Regions from separate parts of the Homo sapiens genome. Here region 1 is linked to region 2. A link is a loop called in an ENCODE intact Hi-C map of the cell type or tissue named here. Cell type or tissue: pancreas. All regions are shown on one strand.

The links. A loop is a pair of places that touch in the nucleus more often than their neighbours do. Peaks named below come from ENCODE experiments on the same cell type or tissue, not always from the same donor. Only the 100,000 strongest peaks of a DNase experiment are listed, where the experiment ranks them.
Region 1: it touches region 2 in a loop (2.2-fold over the local background); 71 of 110 quality-filtered maps call a loop at or near these places.

Annotation. Positions count from the first base shown.
Region 1 is chr10:78,220,114-78,228,113 of GRCh38, reverse strand. No RefSeq gene overlaps it. Among named protein-coding and RNA genes, the nearest start is that of LINC00856, 25 kb to the left of the region's middle. In pancreas, no CTCF peak of the experiment used is centred here; no DNase peak of the experiment used is centred here.
Region 2 is chr10:79,198,661-79,206,660 of GRCh38, reverse strand. It overlaps ZMIZ1 (zinc finger MIZ-type containing 1), which reads right to left. Exons shown (of 25, transcript NM_020338.4): 5 at 4,969-5,077. The coding sequence starts at 5,028. Among named protein-coding and RNA genes, the nearest start is that of ZMIZ1, 130 kb to the right of the region's middle. RefSeq lists enhancers at 312-361, 4,677-5,177, 5,178-5,678. In pancreas, no CTCF peak of the experiment used is centred here; a DNase peak (open chromatin) is centred at 3,950.

The DNA.
Region 1 (8,000 bases), 980 kb after region 2:
CATCCTGCCAGCCCCACCAGCTAAAGGGGAGATGTCAGGTCCTCTGAGCCAGCCCCGCAGCCCACCCCTTCACAGACACACTGATGGCACTCACCTCAGGGAGTCACCATTTCTACCATTTATTGAGCACCTACTCTGTGCCAGACACTAAGCAGAGGGCTGCAGACTCAGCACTCCAATCAACTCATCTCAACCACAACTCTTTGAGGCAGGGACTATTATTGTCCCCATTTTGCAGCTATGAAAGCAGAGGTCTCCAAGCTTACCAAGAATGTGACTCTACTGACTCCAGAAGTCTGTGCTCCACCGTGCCATTCCCAGCCATGGGCATGGCCTGAGGTCAGCTAAGAAGAAGGGAGCACAGTCACTGTTCTCAAAGACCTTATGAATTTGGGGTGTATATCTTTCAAAAAGAGAGACTATCTCAGATGTCACACAGGTATCTTGTATCTTATAGCTTAAAACACCACTTAAAAAGCAAAGCACAAAGCAGTGTGTTCACTATGCTACCACTGGTGCAAAAGGAAGGAAACGAACATATGTGTTTGCTTTAAAGTAAACACATTCAAAAGAAACTCTTCAGGATGTAGGAAATTGATAGCAGTGTCTAGCTAAGAGGGAGGGAATGGACAGATGGGGCAGAAGGAGCATTTCACTCGACAATCCTCTCATTTTATTTTTATTTTCAAATATGTAAATATATCCACTATTAAAAAAAATCAGAGTTTTTAATTAAAAAATTAAATGTCCGCTCATGAATTTTACAGAAAAGGAGCCTGAAGCTCAGAAGGAATGGCTTGGGGCTGCGACTCACAGCTGGCCAGCCAGAGACTCAGGACAGGCCCTACCCATCCATCCCCTCATTCCACAAGCATTGGCTTTCCACCCCAGTGTCCACTGGGTCTCACACATAGAAGGTCTCAGTTCCATTACCACCACCCTCATCACCTCCATTGTCAACACCTCAGCTATTTCCACCATGTCGATACAATCATGGCCCAACCTTTGTTAACGCCATCACCAACATCACCTTCACCACTACCTCTACCACCACCCTAACATTTCTAGCACCACCCTGCCCATCATGACCTCCAATTCCACCACCACTGCCATCATAACTGTCACCATCATCACCTGCATCACCTCCAGCATGCCAGTACGACCTTGGCCAAGAGTTTGTCATTGATGTGCCTAAGAGCGATAAGACAGAGGTGGACATTGAGCTGCAAAACAACAAGATGAGGAATGGAGAAAAATGTTCACAAAAGTTTTGAGCCAGTGCTTCTCTACCAACATACATATTCTAGATCCTGGCTTGGGATGGGGTGTCATGAAGATGAATGAGACAAGCCTCCCCGCTCGTTAAGGGAAGTCAATATAAAACAGTACGTGTAAAAGAAGGGAGAAGTAACGTTGGGTCTCTCCAGTGGGGAAGAAACTTCAGAAAAAAGAGCAAGCTTTCTTTCACTGCATTTGTTCAAGACCAGGTCTACACCACGTAAGCAATCTACTACATACGTGAGCTGTAGATTCTAAAGCAACACCGTCCACTGGAACTTTCTGCAGTGATGGAAATATCCCATGCCTGTACTGTCTGACACATGTGTGGCTACTGAGTACCTGAAATGCATCTAGTGCAACTAAAGAACTGAGTGTTTAAATTTTTTAAGTTTTTATTCATTTAAATTTAAATAGCCACATGTGTCTCATGGCTACTGCATCAGACAGGGCAGCCTTAAAGTTTCTAGAAGAATAAGAGTGAGAAATGCTGCCAACACGCAGTAGTCACTTGGCTGTCACCAGAGGAAGAGATTTCTGAGGATTGAGGCTAGTCAAAGATAGAATGTTAGCACTGAGGAACTTCTAGACATCAAGCCAAGATTGGGGTCAAGCTGACCTCACCCACCCAGGACAATCATGGACCATCTGATTTCCCCAGAAGCCCAGGACAGCGGTTACCCCTGAAATCACCACTGAACCAAGTTTGGGGTGGCCTGAATTGTCTTTGTTTGGGGCTGTTTGTTTTGAGTGGTGTCATTATTTTATTTTTAAATTACCTATAATGCGCCCTTTAAAAATTCCCTAATTACAGATAGGATAAATACATAATTGCAGACTTTTAAAAAGCACATATTATTTACTCAATACTCCGTAATTACGGTCTTTTCCATGAAATGTATTATTTCCTGGATGGTCCATAATCGCTCCTTTGCAGCCGGCTGGGGAAGGCCGAATTGTTCCTCAGATTCAGTTCATGGGTCACTGGTCCCATCCCATCAGGCAGTTTATGAGCCACTACCACTGGCTGTCAGAGCCCAGCAGGCCCTCGCCGCAGGAAACACTGGGCTTGGTTACTGTACAGGCAGCTCGCTACCACCATGAGCACTGGTCTGGCTGAAGTCGAGTGGGGTTTGGGGTTTGAGGTTGGGGCTCTCCTGTTTCTTTCACAGTTCTTCCAACGACAAGAGGAGTGGCTTGTTGGTCATGAGCTCAGGCTCAAGTTTGGCTGGCCTGGTGTGTATCCCTGCGCCATCTCTTGCTAACCCTGCAATCTTGGACAAGGGCCTTAGTTTGGGTTATACCAGAAGCAGCCCCTGAGCCCAGGATTTGGGTGAAGTGATCCCGGGAAGTCCAGATGAGAACAAATGAAAATCAGACAAGGAAGACAGAAAAGCCACACTAATATGCACTTGTGAGCAGGTTACTGCCACACACACCTCAAGAGACTGCCGAACACAGCTAGGAATTGTCCCCTAATGGTGAGGAAGCTGGGGTGTTTATCCATCAACTCCCCTCCCCCACTTCCTGAGGGTTGTCACTCTGGGCATTAACTTCCCGGCACGCCCAGGCCACCTTGCACACAAGCAAGTCAGCCACTGTCCACCATGGCTACAGGTGACCTCCAAGAAGGACCAAAGGGTTGTGGGTGGGGCACCAATAGTATATGCCAAAGCACATCACTTACTCTCCCCCTGCCTCAGCTCTCTCGTCTTCAAATGAATATAAAAATAATATCTGCCTCCTAGATCATAGTGGGAGAAAGTCAGTTTGAATAAATAGAAGTTGTTATTTATGTGCACCACCACAGATAAGGACTTAGTTCAGCTCCTGGACGCTCTTACCCAGGCCTCCATCTGAGCCACCTTTCGCAGACTAGATGGCAGCCAGCACCAGACCAGAGAGGCTTTCAGGACTAGCCAAAAACTTGTATCAGGCCCTGCAGAGCAGAGCCTGGTATGATAGCAGATTCTTTGCTATGTGGCTGTGTCCCCACACCCCGTTACCCTGAGTCAGACATTACTAGGTGATTCACCATCCCACCCCCTCTTCCTCACTGCGGACCTCCAAGTTAGTCCAAGTACGAGTGGTTTCAGGAGGATGAAGCTTGGCCAGACTCGGGCAATCACAGTAATTCCATTCTCTTCTCCCCCAAGTAGTTAACCTAGGCATTTGACCCCTTTCCAGCCAATGAGGTGTCAAGAACACCACTGGAGAAAGTTTTTCTCTCCCCAAAAAGAAGAGATATTCTGTCTTCTGGCTCTGGACAGTGATGCTTGGTTCAGCTGCAATTTTCTTGAATGAGGAAGGCATAAAACTGAGGACAAAATCAACACATTGACAGTGGCAAAGTAGACAATGGAAAAAAAATCGATACCTTGTTTATATCACTGAACCCCAAAATTGATGAGCCTTGGAACAATCCCAACTCTGGTATAAATAGACAGCCAACACTAACATAGCATTTCCCCTGCGCCAGGCACTGTTCTAAGCATTTTGCATTTGGCAACCCATTTAATCCTCACCAGAGCCAAGTGAGCAAGGTACTATTGCTAGTCCCTTTTATAGATGTGAAAACTGAGGCCCAGAGAGGTTAATTAACTGGCCCAAGGTGATACAGCTAGCAATGATTTCACCTCAGGCAGTCTGGCTTTGAGCTCTAAGCTCTGCCTTAATCACTAAACTCTACTATCACTCTACTGTTCTTGTAACGTGCAAAATTAAACCTCCTTTTTATTTAAGTCATTCCAACTCGGTTTTTCCATTACATGCAGCTGGAAGTATCTTAATTGATACACCTTATTGAGATGAGCCACAAAACAGAATTTAAAATTAAAGGGGTCTGTAAAAGTCTCAAGCGTGCATCAAGAAAGTGGCATCCAGGAGCCCATGTCTCACTCCACTGGCAGAACCTTCCCCTTGTGATGTTAACATGCATGACCAGCCAGCTGTACTATGAGCCAAAACCTGTGCTCAGCATTTATGTAGACCATCTCATTTAATCCTCCAGCCAACCCTGCAAGGCAGGCACTGCCTCCCTAGCTTACAAATTAGGAGGTCATAATATTACTATCTAGTGTGTATTGAACTTTACTCTGTGCCAGCCTCCAGGCTAAGCACTTTCACGCCTTTCTCACCTAAACTTCACAACAATCCAATAAGGGCACCATCATCTTACAGATGAAGAAATCAAGGTTCAGAGAAGCTAAGTATCATGAGCAAGGTCACGAGATGATAGGGAGGGCAACTCGTTCCATCCTGCACACATGGACGTGTCCACACACAGCACATTGGCCCAGCCTTGTGCTATGGAGGAAGCAGAGACAGATGAGCCAAACCCACTCCATCTCCTTGCCCCAGCCATGAAGGGTAACACTCACCGTAAGCTGAAGCTGGCTGCCTCCTGCCTCAGCCCAGGGGTAGATGACCAGCTACCTGCCCACTCTTCCCCTGCAAGATGGCATTCCTGGAGCCCTGCCCATAAGCCTCCAATGACCAGCCATGAGTTAGGTGACTCCCACGACCAGACGTGCCTATTTCCTTGTGGTGCTGATGGCGGCCAGGCAGCACTGATAATGATCTCTCCTCTGCAGGGAGGTGAGCCGTGAACACCTCGCCAAATATCTTCCAGAAGTCCCCGGAGGGGTGCTGGGCAAGGAGGTTCTGCCTTCTCTCTGCATAAGTAAGAACAGGGCCAGGGGTCTCTAAGACCCCTCCCAGAGCTAACTGTCTGTGGGTGTGTGAACCCTGCACAGGGACAATCCAGCTCCAAGTCCCATTTCCAAATAAGCCCAGCCACTGAAGGCCCTCCTGACAATGAGGGGTGTGGGCTCTGGTGTAAGAGGCTGAGGTGCTGCCAGAGGGGCCAGCGTGGGGCATCAGGGGACCTGGGTTCATGCACCACAGCCACTCGCTCACTCACTGTGACCTTGAACCCCTATTAGGGCCTCCAAACACCTCAGTGTTGGACCAAATGGGTGTCGACGTTTAGTATAATATGAGATTGGTCTCCACAAACCCCCACGTAGAAGTACAGTGAACATAGCAGAACCCAAGCTGAAGCTGGGGGTAGGGGCAGCAGAGCCTCAGGGTCCATCCTCAGTCCCTCCACTCCCCTGAAACCCCTCATGTTCCTGGGGAGACTTTGGAGGAATACATCACCTCTGCCCTGTGTGCATGGCACGGCAGAGTGCCAGGGAGTTGACACACCCCAGGAACAGCCTTTACCAAGCAAGAGACAGGAACTGGTAAGTGCCTGCCTGGGCTCCCTCACCCCACAGTGGGGGCGATGGCGAGGTGTGTCCCATGCATCCTCTCAGGGACTCATGGCGGGGCTAAGCCTCAGTTGCCCACTAGCCCCTGGCAGCTATGGTGTGGCGGGTGACCTGGCTCCACAGGTCAGAGGCAGCTGCCTGGCAATTTTGAATCTGAGTTGAGGACATGCAGGTAAAAGAGGTTCCATTCTTGTGATGGCTGCAGCAGCTGCACAAACATCCTGTTTCCAAAGGCCACATGGCCTCAAGGCTGCAAAACTGTCCAGTGCCCCGGCCTGGCAGTGTCCTCCCAGAAAGCCTTGTGGCAAAATTGCAGCTGTGATCCTGCCTGCCATCCGGGCCCCCTGCCTCCTGCCTGAACCTGGTTCTTCGGGCTCCCAGCAATTCAGCGAGTACACGCTAACCTTTCACTAAACCGTCTACTTACATCAGCCACACTCCTTTTCTGTGGCTTAGAACTAAAACCCCAGCTGGTGGACACCCAGGGAACAATGCAAGAATGACCACAAGGTCCCCAGGTCTCTTTCCGGATCCAAGAATCCTGGATTCAAATCACAGTAAGAGGACAACTCTGGAGAGAGGCAAAGGGAGCTGCTGGGGTAAACTCAACCACGATCACAGGCTGACTCCGCTAAAAGGAAGCCCAGCCCTGCCTTCAGGGAACGCCCAGTCCAGGAGGGAGACAGGCATGAAGGCATATCATCCCACAACCCCAGGTGATGGCACAAAGCCAGAGGGAAGCTCGAAGCAGAGGAGAGGGCTGGGGTCAGGGATCAGGGAGGGCTGGCCAGAGAGATGATATCTGAGTGTGGCGAAGTGAAAAAGAAAAGAATAAAGGTGACGGAAACAGAGTGGGCCCAACGCTTCGCAGCCATGAGCAGACTTGCCCAGAGTCCATCGCAGGATAAACCACGAGCCAGTGCCTGCTCTGATGATAAACCTGGGGACAAACAGGGGTGCTCAGGAGGGACCACTGCTCTCTGGGAAGGTCCCCAAGTTTGTCTCTAGCTTATGGGAATTAAAAACATGTCCATTCTTGTGGGCAGGGCTGTGTAAATCTGCATACACACACGCAAACACACACACACACACACACACATGCCCCAAGGAAGGGCACAAAGGGAAAATGGCCATTTGCTGCAGACACGTCTTTGTAATGAGAATTGGCGGTTAGGACAGCACTCATCCCTGTCTTCGAGGTAGGAACTTCAGGGAAGATAAGATGCTCAGCCCAGGCCCAAGGCCACCTCTCTTAGGAACAAGGTTCCTTTCCCTTGTTACTGCTGCTGTCAACAGCAAAGACAGTGTGGGAGGACAGGGGAGTGCCAGCTTGTGAGGTGAGCCACTGGCCTTCCAGCCTCAGCTTTCCCAAACTGTTTGGATGACCTCAAGAGAGTCTCCTTCCCTATCTGGTCCTCAGTTTCCCCCATGTGTACAATGTGGAGGTTAGCCTAGATCTGCAATGGCAAAGAACTGTCATTTTGTATGCCAACTGTAATCAATTGCTAGCGACTGCCTGGAGCACTCAGATGAGAATAATTCTGAGCTTAGCAGAGACACAATTGATTAGTGATGTCTGCCATAGGCACAAGTAGGAGTGGAGGTGGCATGTGTGCTACTCCATCCTTTATCTTCTGAGTCTTGACACCATGTGGGTCTCTGACCTGACTCCTTGGGTTTACACTGGACTCCAACCTGCGGTGTGCTGGAGGCAGCTCACACCCACTCCTGAGAGTCAAGTGTGCTCATCTCTTCCCAACTCTGCATTTGGTGATGTCACATTGGTATTGTGGAATCGGTCACGATGGGGACGTTTACAGGGAACCGTTAAACATTTTTGAGCACACTAGCTCTATCCCTCCCACAGCAGGCCAGGGCGGGGGGAGAGGGGAATCCAGGCAGCCCCCAACAGTCCTGAGCTCTATGGGAATCCGTGTCCCCTGGAGAGTGGCCAGTGCCAGCAGATGCTGGAATCCAGACTGTTCTATCACAGACTCACAACCCCTGCAGCCCACTTTATTCACAATCCTCATCACTGCTCTTGCTGCACAGAGCCCCATTCAGACACTCTACCCCATCTACCCTGGCACCACTCATCCCTTCTTCCTCCAGGAAGCCTTCTGAGACTGCATTCACAATTATTCCTCCCCCACTGAGCTCCCATTTCACTCTGTCTTTGTTGGTGCTGGAAGGAAAACTGCCTCTTTAGAACAGGTTCTCGGTTGAAGACTTACATCTCCTCCTTCCCCAGCACCCAGTCAAGACCCCACATAGGCATGGTCCTTGAATAGACATCCAGGGAGAGGCCAGCTGCGTTATCCACCACCTGGGGCACAGTCCTGACATGCCCACGGTAATCATCCCAACCAGCTCCTCATTTCCCAGATGGGGAAATGGAGGCCCACAACAACATACAACTGCCTGAGCAGCTGAGCTGACTCTCGAACT
Region 2 (8,000 bases):
ATGTGGCCGCTCTCAGCCCTGGCTCCTTCTGCAAAGGCAGTGCTCCCTGCATTTGAATTGTGTGAGACAGGAGTAATTTCAACATACAGAAACAAGCCCTTTGAGAGGGCAGCGGCGGGTCCTCACCTCTGCCTCCTGTGCCCTTTCTCTAAAGCATGCCCCTCAGAGGCCACAGGTGGTATCTAGGCTGCACGTGGAAAGCCATGCAAATCAGCTGATTCCTGCCCACCAGCCACCCCTGCTAACCGAGTTGTTCTGTTTATTTCAGTGATGTCACACCAAATTAGCAGGGGCAGGAGCCACTGCATGCTGCCTCAGAGCTGCCTGCCCCCAGCTGGTCACAGCACCCCACTTTGGGGCTCTGGGTGCAGGGGTAGCCTCTGAGGTCCATCTCAGAGGCCCAGTCTGGTTCTGGCACCCGAGTGCCCAGCCTTCAGTATCTCACCAGCGTTCAGAGCTCACCCCAGACAGCTTGTGTGGCCTGTAGGCTGTGGGTACACCTCATTGCTGAAGAAAACATCAAGTGTCCCCTTTGCTGGCTTTTTTTTTTTTTTGGACAGGGTCTCATTCTGTCACCCAGGCTGGGGGGTAGTGGTGCGATCATAGCTCACTGCAGCTTCAATCTCCTGGGCTCAAGTGATCCTCCCACTTCAGCTTCCCAAGTAGCTTGGATTACTGGTGTGCACCACCATGCCTGGCTACTTTTTGTTGTTGTTGTTAATTTTTAACAGAGACGACGTCTTGCTATGTTGCCCAGGCTGGTCTTAAACTCCTGAGCTCAAGCAGTCCTCCTACCACCGTCTCCCAAAGTGCTGGGAATACAATGATGGCTACTGTGCAGCTCTTTGGCCTTGGTCAAGCCCCCTCCCCTCTCTGTGCCCTTGTCACCTATTTCAACCAAGAGGTGACTGAAGTGCACAGAGAGACAAAGTGATCTAGTGAGATAAGCAGAACAGACATGGTCCAAACCCCGTCTCAGCTGCTGAGCCATGCAGCCCAGGAGACATTGCTGCACATCAGACCCTCATCTGTGAAACGGGGTAGTGATGGCATTCAGGGCTGCCGCAAAGTTGAGAAACGACAAGGAACTCATTACAGAGCAGGAGCCCAGGGAAAGACTGCTACTGCTGTTGATGCCAGGGCCCCTCCACGGTTCTCTGTTTCTCTTTTGAGCCTCCTGAGGGGAGAAACAGCCTCCTGTTCACCTCTGGAACCCCAAAGGCTGGCACAAGGCTGAACCCCATGGGAAATGATTGGGGAGCAGTTAACTGTCCAAAGGATGGTGAGCCTGCTGTGTAGGCCAGCAACATGGCCACTGCAGAATGAGCCCCAGTGGGAGGTGGAGGGAGGGGCCAGGGCAGGGCAGGGGTGAGCTTGGCCAGCCGTTGATGGGCTGGGGATGGGAGCACATGTTTGAATCATAGGCAGAGGCCTCCCTAATTATGGCTGTTACTGGACACTAGTACTCTGTCCCCCATCAGAAAGCCTGCCCATCTCTATAATTCCTCAGAAGAGTTGGGCTATATCCAATGCCATTGAGTCTGCTGGGGCAGGAACAGGGCACACCAATGCCTTGAAATGATGAATTCATCTTATCAATCCATCTGTCCACCAGTCCATCTGTGAATCAAGTGATTCATCCATTCATCCATCTATGCGTGTATCCATCCATCCATCCATCCATCCATCCTAAATGAATCAATTCATCCATCTGTCTCCTTGCCAGCCCACCCATTCATCCATTCACCACTTTATCCACCACTCATCCATCCCTTCATTCATCTACCTATCTACCCATTCATCCAGAAGTTAATTTATCCAGTCACCCACCTATCTGTTCATTCATCTATTTATCCATTCATCATCTATACACGTCCACCCACCCACCCATCTAACTATCTGCCCATATGTCCATCCATCCATTCTCTTATGTATCCATCTATCAGTCCACCCCTCTCCTCAGCCCACCTAAAATAGCTGGGCCCCACTCTGAGCTGGATGCTATGCTAGACTCTGTGATTTTGAGATGAATATGGCATGTCCTTTGCCCCCAAGGAGCTCAACCTGGTGGGAGACCTGATGTATTCCTACAGGGCCCATAGCTCCAGAGAGACAGAGCAGAGTAGGTGAGACAGCTGGGTGCCCAGGAAGTGTTCAAGCTCAGGGATGGGGTACAGATGCTCAGAAGGGCCCCTGGGGTTCAGGGCAGCTGCTGAGCAGGAATGAGCTGATTTGCAGGGCTCTCCATGTAGAGCTGGGATGTGGCAGTGATCTCTGAGAAGGGCATGTTGCAGAGAGGGAGCACTGGTTCTCCCAGTACCAAGAGGCTGAGAAGGGGCAAAGGCAGCTTAGATAGAGGCTGTGAGGGGACATGGGCAGCAGGGTGCAGAGGGTGGGGGTTGGTGAACGCCAGCAAAGGCTACAACCAAGGTGAGGGCAGGAAGGGAAGGCTGTGTGGAGAGGTGAGCCCCTACCAGCCTGAGGTCTGCACAGCTCGTCATCTCAGCTCGTGCACACATGCTTGCCTTTCTCTTCTGATTAGGTTACAGGATGCCTGAGAATCAACAGTCCCCAGCCAGCCGAGGCTGACTTCTAGGGCAGCTGTGGAGCAGACAGATGTCAGCACTGAGCTGTGTCTGACCGGAGATGTGGGAGGAGGGGCATGGAGCACGTAGGGAGCTCTGGATGGCCCAGGGGGCATCTGGGCACACTCACAAATGCGCCACTGCCTGGCTCAAAAGCAGAGCCCTCTGTGTGTGTGCACGCATGTGTGTGCCGGGGCAGGTGAGGGAGGGTGGTGTGGGCTCTGGCATGTGCTGGTTGAATGTGAATTAATTATGATGCCCATTTTATAGATGAAGGGAAGTGAAGCGGCAACTTAAGGCTGCATAGTTTGTAAGCGACGGAATGGTGACTGAGCTGTGTGCCATGCTGTGAGGGGCTTCTGGTGGGCCTCTGCCCAAGATGGACCCAGGGAGGGCCAAAGAAGTCAGGTGCACCCTGACCCCTGGTGATACGGAGCTAGGTGCCAAGAGGAAAGAGGCTGAGAGCAGGTCTCGGCAGGAGTGGTGTGCCTGCCATGCAGAGGGTCCCATGCACAGGAGGCATGAGCATTCCATTGGAGGGCGGGGCCCCTGCCAGCTGAGCCAAGGGTGGGAGAAACGGAGTGAAAGGTAGAGCTAGGAAAGAGCCCTGCAGAACCCTGAGTGGGAGGAGGGAGTGTGGGGGAGGAGGGAGTCTTGGCGTCTGGTTTCTATTCTGCCACGGTGAACAGAGGCGTGTAATTGGCGTTTGGGAGAGCCATTTGGGCTGGGTTCAATCTGTAACAAGCCTTCTTCAATTTCCTCTCCACATACCCTGCATAGACTTTAAGATTCCTCTGCTCGATGCTAATAAGAAGACACACAACCCTCGTTCTCGAGGAACAGCCTCAGTTCCACTGGGCAGGCACCTTGGGGAGGCTCCGTCTGGGTCCTGGCCCTCAAGGAGGGAAGGCTGGGTGGGTAGGGGGCTGTGAGTTCTGCCTGGCGGAAGCCCAGGGGCCAGCAGCCCATGCTGGTTGCCTGAGCTTCCTGCTAAGCTGGCCTAGGCCAGGGGCCTGAGCCCCAGCACTCCCTTCCCTGTCACTGACATACTGAGGACAATGGACACCACACACCAGGGCTGGGCTACGTGCATCACCCACAACATCCTCACAGCATCCTACGAGGTAGGCCCCATTTGACAAATGGGGAAGCTGAGGCTCAGAGAAATGGAGGACTAGCTTGAGATCTCACCATGGGTCCATAAAGGAATGAGCACTTGGGTCCAAGGCGTCTGACACCAAAGCCCATGCCCCTCTCACTGTACCTGGTCCTTCCTGGAGTGAATAACATTCGTGGGTCTGTGCAGGGAAGCTGCCAGCCTGGGCAGTGGGAGCTGGGCCCAGCAGGTGGGCACGTCACTCCTGGCCACCGCTTGGGGGCGCCCCTGTGAAAGGTTCCCCACCTCCCGGCAGTCCAAATAGGGGAACTCCTGGGCAGCTTGCCTCTTGGGCTTGGTATGAGCTTCAGCAGGGTGGGGACCATGGCACTCACTGGAATTAGGTCTTCCCAGCACCAGAGGGGCTGAGTGGACTCAGGCTACCCACTTCCCCTCTCTGTACTTGTTTCCTTTCCTGTAAAATGATATGATTTCCTAGGACCTCTTGTCTTGTGGCTTTTTTTTTCTTTTTTTAAAAAATACAGATGGGGTCTCACTATGTTGCCCAGGCTGGTTTCAAATTCTTGGCTTCAAGTGATCCTCCTCCCTTAGCCTCCCAAAGCGCTGAGATTACAGGTGTGAATCACTGGGTCCAGCCTATAATGGGTTCTTATTTTTAAATAAATTAGTAAATATTTTTAAATTTTCTCAGCTTTAATTTCTTTTCTTTCTTTCTCCCTCCTTCCTTCCTTCTTTCTTTCTTTCTTTTTTTTTTTTTTTTTTTTTTTTTCTGAGACAGGGTCTTGCTATGTTACCCAGGCTGGGCTCGAACAATCTTCCTACCTTGGCCTCTCAAAGTTCTGGGATTACAGGCGTAAGCTGCCACACCCAGCCTGTGACTTTTTTTTTTTTTTTTTTTTTTTGAGAACGACTGGAGCAAAGGGGCAGGGAGCTTAGTTCTAGGGAGGGAGGTGGTGGGAGAGAGATGGAAGTGCCAGGTGCATCACTACATCCTTGCACATAAACAGAGCCCAGAGAGGCCACAACACTGGCCCAACGTCACACAGCTGGGAAGGGTGTGGAAAGGGACAGGGCAGCATTGGCACTGAAACCCAGGCATGTGATTCCAGCATTAGGCTGGTCAGTGCCAGCATGCCAATAACGGCCTCGATAGGTAGGTGGTCAGGAGGCCCTGCCATCGTCTCCAGCCAGAACCCACCAGATGCCCTGCTGCTGCAGCCCGCCCCATCTGCCCCGCCCTCGGAGTGTGCCTTGCCCCACACCCACCTGCTTGATGCACTGCAGTCGGTCATTGGTCTGCTGGATGTGCCTGTCCATAGAATTCATTCTGGCCGTTTCACTAGGTTCTACCCGAGAGCCATGAACGTTGTCCAGCCTGCGAAGAGAAAGGAGAGGTTGTCACTGGATCACGCCAGGCCTGCCAACCTTGAGCAGCCTCCCAACTGCCCTCTGGCCACAACACTGGCAGGTTCCAGAGTCCTTTGCTGGGCCCTGTGGGGCTGCACCTGGGGTACCCCACTGGGCTGAGGGCAGGAAATGCTTCTGGGTGCTTTCCATGTGTGGCACATGTGAGCACTGGGCAGGCATGCCCACCAGGGGATAAGGAACTGCACATGCAGGTGCACACATTTCTTCTCTTTTCTTTTTTTTGAGATGGAGTTTTGCTCTTGTCACCTAGGCTGGAGTGCAATGGCGCGATCTCGGCTCATTGCAACCTCTGCCTCCCAGGTTCAAGCGATTCTCCTGCCTCAGCCTCCTGAGTAGCTGGGAATACAGGTGTCTACCACCACACCCGGCTAATTTTTGTATTTTTAGTGGAGACGGAGTTTCACCATGTTGGCCAGGCTGGTCTCGAACTCCTGACCTCAGGTGATCCGCCCACCTCAGGCTCCCAAAGTGCTGGGATTACAGGTGTGAGCCACCACGCCCAGCCAGGTGCACACATTTCTGTATGCGCATGTGTGTTTTGGGTGGTGGAGGGGGTGGCAATTCCCCTTGGATTCCTGGTTCAGGGCTTGGCCCACGTGTGTGTGTGTACGTGTGTATGTGTGTGTGTGTTCATACATGTGCATGCAGGGGGACCTTCCCATATGACGACCCTCAGTGCACATGCACATGCACATGTGCTCTGAGTGGAGATCTCAGGTGGCATCTGCCCTCCCCCAGTCCCTCAGGCTTTGAGTTGTTCATAATTTACAAACCACTCACAACTCTGTTGTTTTCACTTTGCCCTCCTGGAAAAGGAGGATAAGAATGAGCACCACACCCATTTTCTAGATAAAGAAACTGAGGCTGAGAGACAGAAAGGGAAAAGCCAGGGTGGCACATCAAGTGGTGTCTGAGCCCACACCAGGAGCCAGGGTTCCTGACTGCCAGCCCGCGGTTTCCACTGTGCAAGGCTGACAGTGCGGGTGCAGGGATGGCTTGGCACTAGGCTCACCCTTCCTGAAGTGCAGGAGAAGGGAGTGCTCAGGGCCATTAGCATGAATGGGACTTCCCTCTGGATGACAGAGCTAAGTGGAGGAAGCTCCTTCGGCTCGAAAAAGCCCTGGGAGTCCCCAGGCCGCTCCAGGGAGGCCACACAGCAAAGGCGGGGATCTAGGTAGAGAGAGGAAGGACTGTACAGCCCTAGTCCACCCACTGTTAGGGGTCCAGGTCCTTGGGCCAAGGCAGAAGACTGCCCGCTGCCAGTTCGATTTGCCCTCCTGCCCCCAGTGGACAGTTCAGGCTGCAGACACTTGGATCACACCCAGGGTGCTGGACAGGAGACCTGGGGCCCTAAGCCTTCCCTGCTACTCTGTCGCACTCCCCACTAAAGACCCCTCATCTCTGGCCATGTCAGCCAGGACTTTTCACGTGCTGGACACCTGCATTCTCTCCTTTCCTTTTCACACACACTCTCTAAGGCCAGGATCATCTCCATTTTAGAGATGAGGAAACTGAGGCCCCAGATGTGCCAAGTCCTCGCAGCTGGTGGAAGTGTAGGTTGTGTCTGCCTGCCTGTCTGCCTGTCTGCCTTCTACACACGCTTGTTGAGGGACCCAACACCATTGCCTGGCCCCAGCCTTTGGAAGAAAGTCCTGTTCCTCCTCCAATTGCTTTAAAGGATGTGTAGCTCTTGGTGCAATTCTCATTGCTCCATGTGTGTCTGAACAGGTAATTCATTTGCATGGTTCAAAAATCAGAAAGTCCACAAAGATATCGAGTCCTGGGTCCAGACCCCGTCCCCAGTCCCCTGGTGCCCTTTCTAGGAGAACCAGTGCCATCAGTCCCCCTTCTGGAGAGTCTCATCTAGAAGCAAATATCTACACACACTATTTCTTGCCACATTTTTAAAAACATAAAATAATAACATTCTATACACATTATTTGGATGTTGCTTTCTTTTCCCCCCTCTTGATGATACATCTCAAAGTTTATTCCACATCAAGACACAAAGAACTTTTTTTTTTTGAGATGGAGTTTCACTTTGTCGCCCAGGCTGGAGTGCAGTGGCGCAATCTTGGCTCACTGTAACCTCTGCCTCCCAGGTTCAAGCGATTCTCCAGCCTCAGCATCCCAAGTAGCTGGGGCCACAGGTGCTGCCACTATGCCTGGCTAATTTTTTGTATTTTTAGCAGAGACGGGGTTTCACTGTGTTAGCCAGGATGGTCTCAATCTCCTGATCTCGTGATTCCCCTGCCTCGGCCTCCCAAAGTGCTGAGATTACAGGTGTGAGCCACCACGCCTGGCCACCTTTTCATTTTTTAATGGCCGCACAGTATTCCTAGGTATGATGAAGCATTATCCAACTAACATCTGCCCATCGCCCCCTGCCAGGTGCTGTTCTAAGGCTTGAGCCCTCAGACAAGGCCCCTCTGCTCTGGGGGCTCACACTCCAGCCTGAAACGAGGGACCCTGAAGCTTTTTCCAATTTTTTTTTTTTTGAGACTGAGTCTCGCTCTGTTGCCCAGGCGGAGTGCAATGGCGTGATCTTGGCTCACTGCAGCCTCCGCCTCCCAGGTTCAAGTGATTCTCCTGCCTTAGCTTCCCAAGTAGCTGGGATTACAGGCGCCTGCCACCACGCCTGGCTAATTTTTATATTTTTAATAGAGATGGGGTTTCACCATACTGGCCAGGCTGGTCTCGAACTCCCGACCTCAGGCAATCTGCCCACCTCGGCCCCCCAAAGTGCTGGGATTACAGGCGTGAGCGACTGCGCCCGGCTCCAAATTTTTATCATTGCAGTGCTGCAGGAATAACCGTTCACATCGGCACATCACACGTGTGTGAATTAGTCTAGAGAACATAGGCTCAGA